2 separate regions of the Homo sapiens genome follow, and region 1 is linked to region 2. A link is an interaction called in ENCODE POLR2A ChIA-PET data of the cell type or tissue named here. Cell type or tissue: MCF 10A. All regions are shown on one strand.

The links. ChIA-PET counts read pairs that join two places held together with the same protein. Peaks named below come from ENCODE experiments on the same cell type or tissue, not always from the same donor. Only the 100,000 strongest peaks of a DNase experiment are listed, where the experiment ranks them.
Region 1: POLR2A ChIA-PET joins it to region 2 with 5 read pairs; 4 of 35 experiments call an interaction of 5 or more read pairs at or near these places.

What each region holds. Positions count from the first base shown.
Region 1 is chr3:47,503,025-47,507,024 of GRCh38, forward strand. ELP6 (elongator acetyltransferase complex subunit 6) reads right to left here. Exons shown (of 7, transcript NM_001031703.3): 4 at 1,306-1,424. Among named protein-coding and RNA genes, the nearest start is that of ELP6, 8.7 kb to the right of the region's middle. RefSeq lists an enhancer at 1,503-2,396. In MCF 10A, no CTCF peak of the experiment used is centred here; no DNase peak of the experiment used is centred here.
Region 2 is chr3:47,358,031-47,362,030 of GRCh38, forward strand. No RefSeq gene overlaps it. Among named protein-coding and RNA genes, the nearest start is that of PTPN23, 21 kb to the right of the region's middle. In MCF 10A, no CTCF peak of the experiment used is centred here; a DNase peak (open chromatin) is centred at 2,381.

The sequences.
Region 1 (4,000 bases), 140 kb after region 2:
GAGCCCAGGGCCCAGGGCAACTGGCCTACTGCCTTATGCTCCAGGGATGAGCCCCTGGCATTGGGTTATCTTCACTAACAATGAAGACATCTCCCCATACCTTGGGATGAGGTATAACCAGCCCCTGCCTTCAAATGAGGAAACCCCAAGTCAGAGATGCTAAGGGATGTGTGTGAAGTCACACACAGGGTCAGGAAACATGGCCTCACACCCACTGCATAAGGGTGTGTGTGTCTGAGAGATAAGGCAGTGGGGGAAGTTCCTGTGTGGACCACTTTGTAGTGGACGAAGAACAGCAGCCAAGCGGGGAGTCTTCACAGAGCTATGTTTGTGGCCAATGTTCAGAAAGGAGGAAAAGCAGGAAAACCAGTCTCAGGCCTGTGATGTTGAATACCAAACCAGGGGAAAAATTTTTTCTTAAATGTCTGAAAAGTAAATATTTTAGGCTTGCAGGTCATATGGTCTCTGTCCCAACTACTCAACTCTATTTGTTGCTGTAGTGCAAAAACAGCCAAGGACAACATGCAAACAAATGAACGTGGCTGTATTCCAATAAAATTTTACTTACAAAAAATAAATTTAAAAAAAGGAATTTTGGCCGGGCGCGGTGGCTCACTCTTGTAATCCCAGCACTTTGGGAGGCCGAGGCGGGCGGATCACGAGGTCAGGAGATCGAGACCATGGTGAAACCCCGTCTCTACTAAAAATACAAAAAATTAGCCGGGCATGGTGGCGGGCGCCTGTAGTCCCAGCTACTCAGAGAGGCTGAGGCAGGAGAATGGCGTGAACCTGGGAGGCAGAGCTTGCAGTGAGCCGAGATCACGCTACTGCACTCCAGCCTGGGTGACAGAGCGAGACTCCATCTCAACAACAACAACAACAAAAAAAAGGAATTTTAAAAAAGACAAACAGTTTAAAAAATATGAAACAAAACAAACAAAACAAATGTATTTACAAAAACAGGCAGCTGACCCATAGCCCATAGTTTGCCATTGCAGTCTCCACTGTTGCAGAGCACAGGTGTATACTAGGGCTCTAAGCCAGGGCTGGAAAACACAGCAAAGCATATAGTTCTGCCATCCTTCCAGCAAATGATCCTCTCTATAGCTTTTGGGACAAATGTCCACCCTCAGCCCCATGATAAGAGCCAGCATTTGATGATGCTGCAACACCAGATGAAGTGTCTGACTCCTGAAGCCAGTTCCATCCTCCTGCACAATAAGAAGGAATCACACAGCAACCAGGAACCCTGCCTGGGCCCACCTGCCACGTGTTGCTTCCGGGCTGGGCTGTAGGCTGACTGACCTGAGAAACTGCAGGGGGTGTGGCTCCTTTTGAGCCTGGAAGACGACGTCCACTGCAGACTTGAGTCCCTCAAGGAACACAAGCTGCCCACGCTCCCGCGCCATGGTCAGGCTGACACCCTAAACATGAAAAAGAGAGTGAGTTACTATGCCTTGTAGGGGAACCCATCAGACTAGATGCCAGCTTGCAAGAGGGCATAAGACACCTTCCAAACTTGGCAGAAGTGTATCTGATCACCCAATGTACAGGCCTGTCTTCATTCCCCTGGGTGCTCCCAAACCCATAATGCCCCAACTGTTTTCAGATGTGTATTTCCATTTAATTGTTACATTAAAAGAAAAACTAGCCAGGCATGGTGGCACATGCCTGGAGTCCCAGCTACTTGGGAGGCTGAGGCAGGTGGATCATTTGAGCCCAGAAGTTTGAGACAAGCCTGGGCAACATGGCAAGACCTCGTCTCTACAAAAAAAATTTAAAAAAATTAGCCAAGTGTGGTAGTTTGCACCTGTAGTCTCAGCAACTCAGGAGGCTGAGGTAGGAGGATCACGTGCGCCCAGGAGGTCAAGGCTGCAGTGAGCCATGATCATGCTGCTGCACTCCAGCCTGAGCAACAGAGCGAAACCCTGTCTCAAAAAGACAAAAAAACAAAAACCTAGGCCAGGCTTGGTGGCTCACGCCTATAATCCCAGCACTTTGGGAGGCCAAAGTGGGCAGATCACCTGAGGTCAGGAGTTCAAGACTAGCCTGGCCAACCTGGTGAAACCCCATCTCTACTAAAAATACAAAAATTAGCCAGGCGTGGTGGCGGGCGCCTGCAATCCCAGCTACTCAGGAGACTGAGGCAGGAGAATTGCTTGAACTGGGAGGTGGAGGTTGCATTGAGCCGAGATCTCACCAGTGCCCTCCAGCCTGGGTGACAAGAGTGAAACTGTCTCAAAAACAAACAAACAAACAAACAAACAACAAAAAAACCCCCACAAAAAATGGGATGCAGAAATTTAGTATGCCTATCCCTGCTCAGACTAGGACTTTTTTTTTTCTTTTCATTTTTTACTTGTCACTGACTTGAAGCTCAATAACTTTTTTTGTTTTTGAGACAGTCTCTCACTCTATTGCCTAGGCTGGAGTGCAGTGACGCAATCTCAGCTCACTGCAACCTCTGCCTCCTAGGTTCAAGCGATTCTTGTGCCTCAACCTCTTGAGTAGCTGGGATTACAGGTATGCACCACCAGGCTAATATTTATTTATTTATTTATTTAGAGATGGAGTTTCGCTCTTGTCGCCCAGACTGGAGTGCAATGGTGCGATCTTGGCTCACTGCAACCTCCGCCTCCTGGGTTCAAGCGATTCTCCTGCCTCAGCCTCCTGAGTAGCTGGGATTACAAGCATGTGCCACCACGCCCAGCTAATTTTTGTATTTTTAGTAGAGATGGGGTTTCTCCATGTTGGTCAGCCTGGTCTTGAACTCCTGACCTCAGGTGATCCACCCGCCTTGGCCTCCCAAAGTGCTGGGATTACAGGCGTGAGCCACCGTGCCCGGCCTAATTTTTTTATTTTTAGTAGAAACAGGGTTTCACCATACTGACCAGGCTGGTCTCGAACTCCTGGCCTCAAGTGATCCACCTGCCGATATCAGGAAACCTGCCCCGATAGTCACGTAGGTTCTTTTCTATTTTCCCTAAGCGTTGGCCGGCTTGAGAAATAAAGGGACAGAGTACAAAAGAGAGAAATTTTAAAGCTGGGCATCCGGGGGAGACATCACATGTTGGTAGGTTCCGTGATGCCCCACAAGCCGCAAAACCAGCAAGTTTTTATTAGGGACTTTCAAAAGGGGACGGAGTGTGCGAATAGGTGTGGGTCACAGAGATCACGTATTTCACAAGGTAATAGAATATCACAAGGCAAATGGAGGCAGGGCGAGATCACAGGACTGCAGGACCGGGGCGAAATTAAAATTGCTAATGAAGTTTTGGGCACCATTGTCATTGATAACATCTTATCAGGAGACAGGGTTTTGAGAGCAACTGGTCTGACCAAAATTTATTAGGCGGGAATTTCCTCTTCCTAATAAGCCTGGGAGCGCTATGGGAGACTGGGGTCTATTTCATCCCTACAGCCTCGACCATAGAAGACGGCCATGCCCAGGGGGGCCAGTTCAGAGACCCACCCCCAAGCGCGTATTCTCTTTCCCAGGGATGTTCCTTGCTGAGAAAAAGAATTCAGCGATATTTCTCCCATTTGCTTTTGAAAGAAGAGAAATATGGCTCTGTTCCGCCCGGCTCACCAGCGGTCAGAGTTTAAGGTTATCTCTCTTGTTTCCTAAACATTGCTGTTATCCTGTTCTTTTTTCAAGGTGCCCAGATTTCATATTGTTCAAACACACATGCTCTACAATTTGTGCAGTTAATGCAATTATCACAGGGTCCTGAGGTGACATACATCCTCCTCGGCTTGCGAGATGACAGGATTAAGAGATTAAGTAAAGACAGGCACAGGAAATTATAAAAGTATTAATTTGGGGAACTAATAAACGTCCATGAAATCTTCACAATCCACGTTCTTCTGCCATGGCTTCAGCCGGTCCCTCCGTTTGGAGTCCCTGACTTCCTGCAACATGCCTCGGCCTCCAAAAGTGCTGGGATTACAGGTGTGAGCCACTGCACCTGGCCTCAAGGACTTCTTAAATATGGTTCAT
Region 2 (4,000 bases):
TGCCAGCACCATGCTTCCTATAAAGCCTGCAGAACTGTGAGCCAGTTAAACTTCTTCTCTTTATAAATTACCCAGTCTCAGGTATTTTTTTTAATATAGCAATGCAAGAACGGCCTAATACAGAAAATTGATAGCAAGGATTGGGGCATTACTATAAAGATACCTGAAAGTGTAGAAGTGACTTTGGAACTGGGTAACAGGTAGAGTTTGGAAGAGTTTGGAGGGCTCAGGCTGGGCATGGTGGCTCACACCTGTAATCCCAGCACTTTCAGAGGCTGAGGTGAGCAGATCATCTGAGGTTGGGAATTCAAGACCAGCCTGGCCAATATGGTGAAACCCTGTCTCTAACTAAAAATACAAAAATTAGCCAGTCATGGTGGCACGTGCCTGTACTCCAAGCTAATCAGGAGGCTGAAGCAGGAGAATCACTTGAACACGGGAGGTGGAGGTTGTAGTGAGCCAACATTGTGCCACTGCACTCCAGCCTGGCAACAGAGTGGGACTCCGTCTCAAAAAAAAAAAAGAGTTTGGAGAGTTTGGAAGAAGACAGGAAAATGAGGGAAAGTTTGGAACTTCTTAGAGACTGGTTAAATGGCTGTGACCAAAATGCTGATAGTGATATGGACAATGAAGTCCAGGCTGCCAAAGTCTCAGATGGAAATGAGGAACTTATTGGTAACTGGAGCAAAAGTAACGCATGTTATGCCTTAGCAAAGAGCTTGGCTGCATTGTGTTCATGCCATAGGGATCTGTGGAAGTTTGATTTAGGGTATTGCAGAAGAAATTACTAAGCAGCAAAGCACTCAGAATATGGCCTGGCTGCTTCTAACAACCTATACTCAGCTGTGGGAGCAAAGAAATGACTTAAAGTTGGAACATATGTATATTTTTTGTTTATTCATTTATTTGTTTGTTTTTGAGATGGAGTTTCACTCTTGTTGCCCAGGTTGGAGTGCAATGGTGCAGTCTCAGCTCACTGCAACATCCACCTCCCAGGTTCAAGCAGCTCTCCTGCCTCAGCCTCCCGAGTAGCTGGGATCACAGGCATGCACCACCACACCTGGCTAATTTTTTTGTATTTTTAGTAGAGACAGGGTTTCACCATGTTGGTCTGTCTGGTCTTGAGCTCCTGACCTCAGACAGTTCACCTGCCTCAGCTTCCCAAAGTGCTGGGATTATAGGCATGAGCCACCATGCCTGGGCAGAAGTTATATTTAAAAGGGAAGCAGAATGTGTAAGTTTGGAAATTTTACAACCTGGCCATGTGGTAGAAAAGTAAAGCCCATTTTCAAGGAGAGAATTCAAGCAGGCTGTGGCACAACGACTTGCTAGAGATATTTGCATAGCTAAAAGGGAGCCAAATGCTAATAACCAAGACAATGGGGAAAAGGTCTTGAAGGCATTTCAGAGACCTTTGTGGCAGCCCCTCCCATCACAGGCCCTGAGGCCTAGTGGGGAAGAATGATTTCATGGGCCAGGCCTAGGGCCCTGCTGCCCTGCACACCCTCAGGACACTGCTTCCCACATCCTGACCACTCCAGCTCCAGCCAGGGCTCAAAGGGGCCCAAGTATAGCTCAAGCTGCTGCCACTTTGCAGTCTCACTTTGGAGAATGCAAGTGGTAAGCCTTGGCAGCTTCCATATTATGTTAATCCTGTGGGTGCACAGAGTCCAAAAGTGAAGGCTTGGCAGCCTCCGCCTAGATTTCAGAGGATGTATGAGGAAAGCCTGGGTGTCTGGGCAGAAGCCTGCTGCTGTAGCACTGCCCTCACAGAGAATCTCTACTAGGGCAGTGCCAAGGGGAAATGTGGAGTTAGACCCCACACACAGAGTCCCCAGTGGGGCACTGCCTGGTGGAGCTGTTGGAAGGAGGCTGCCATCCTCCAGACCCAGGAATGTTAGAGCCACCAATGGCTTGCAATTTCAGCATGGAAAAGTCACAGGGGCAGAGCTGCCCAAGGCCTTGGGAACCCACCCTTCCCACCAGTGTGCCTTGAATGCAGGATATGGAGTCAAAGAAGATTGTTTTGGAGCATTAAGATTTAATGAATGGGCTGGGCGCAGTGGCTCATGCCTGTAATCCCAGTGTTATAAAGTTTTGGTGCAGCAAAAGAAATAGCACTTGAATATAAAATTTTCTTTTTTTCGTCTCAGCAAGGCAATTTACTTCTATAGAAGGGTGCGCCCTCACAGATGGAGCAATGGTGAGTGCAAACCTGGGCAAGGGAGGGGAAGAATTTCTCCTGCTGCTGTGTTGTTCCCCTATTGGCTAGGGTTAGACTGCACAGGCTAAACTAATTCTGATTGGCTAATTTAAAGAGAGTGATGAGGTAAGTGGTTTGGCAGGAAAAATGGTTATGGAATGAGTCAGGGTGGAGAATGAGTCAGGGCGGAGCAGGTAATTGAAATGAGTCAGGGTGGAGCAGGTAATCGGAATGAGTCAGGGTGGAGCAGGTGATGGAAAAAGGTTGCTTTATGAGGAAGTTAAGTTTAAAAGTAGAAGGCAAAGAATGGAACATACTGACATATTGACTCTTTGAAGAGAAATTTAGGACTCATATCTAACACCAGGACTTTGGGAGGCTGAGGTGGGCAGATCACCTGAGGTCAGGAGTTCAAGATCAGCCTGGCCAACATGGTGAAACCCCATCTCTACTAAAAATGCAAAAATTAGGCAAGATGCGATGGCTCATGCCTGTAATCCCAGCACTTTGGGATGCCAAGGCAGGTGGATCACCTGAGGTCAGGAGTTCGAGGCCAGCCTGACCAACATGGTGAAACACTGTCTCTACTAAAAATACACAAAAAATTAGCTGGGCGTGGTCGTGGGCACCTGTAATCCCAGCTACTCAGGAGGCTGAGGCAGGAGAATTGCTTGAACCTGGGAGGAGGAGGTTGCAGTGACCCGAGATCCCACCATTGCACTCCAGCCTAGGCGACAAGAGCAAAATGCCATCTCAAAAAAAAAAAAAAAAAAAATTAGCTGGGCATGGTGGCACATGCCTGTAGTCCCAGCTACTTGGGAGGCTGAGGCAGGAGAATGGTTTGAACCTGGGAGGCGGAGGTTACAGTGAGCCAAGATCTCACCACTGCACTCCAGTCTGGGTGACAGAATGAGACTCCATCTCAAAAAAAAAAAAAAAAAAAAAGATTTAATGAATGGCTTCTGGATTTTGGACTTGCATGGGGCCTGTAGCCCCTTTCTTTTGGCCAAATTCTCCCTTTTGAAATGATAATGTTTACTCAATGCCTATACCCCCACTGTATCTTGGAGGTAAATAATTTCTTTTTGATTTTACAGGCTCCTAGGTGGAAGGGACTCATCTCTAGCTAAGACTTTGGACTTGAGACTTTTTTTTTTTTTTTTTTTTTGAGTAGGATTTTTGCTCTGTCACCCAGGCTGGAGTGCAGTGGCTCGATCTTGGCTCACTGCAACCTCTGCCTCCCGGGTTCAAGCAATTCTCCTGCCTCAGTCTCCTGAGTAGCTGGGATTACAAGCGCGTGCCACCAAGCCCGGCTAATTTTTGTATTTTTAGTAGAGACAGGTTTTCACCATGTTGGTCAGGCTGGGGGACTTTTGAGTTAATGCTGGAATGAGTTAAGACTTTGGAGTCTAAGTGCTTGGGAGTTGATAAAACAATTTTTAAAATGAATAAATAAGTAGGCCAGGAGCAGTAGCTCATACCTGTAATCCCAGCATTTTGGGAGGCTAAGGTGGATGGATCACTCAAGTCCAGGAGTTCAAGACCAGCGTGGGCAACATGGTGAAACCCCAACTCTACAAAAAAAATATAAAAATTAGCCAGGCATGGTGGCATGTGCCTGTGGTCCTAGCTACTCTGGAGGCTGAGATGGGAGGAGCACTTGAGCCTGGAAGGTGGAGGTTGCAGTGAGCCGAGATAGCACCACTGCACTCCAGCCAGGGTGACAGAGCAAGAACTTGTCTCAAAAAAATAAAATTAGGCCAGGCACGGTAGCTCACACCTATAATCCCAGCATTT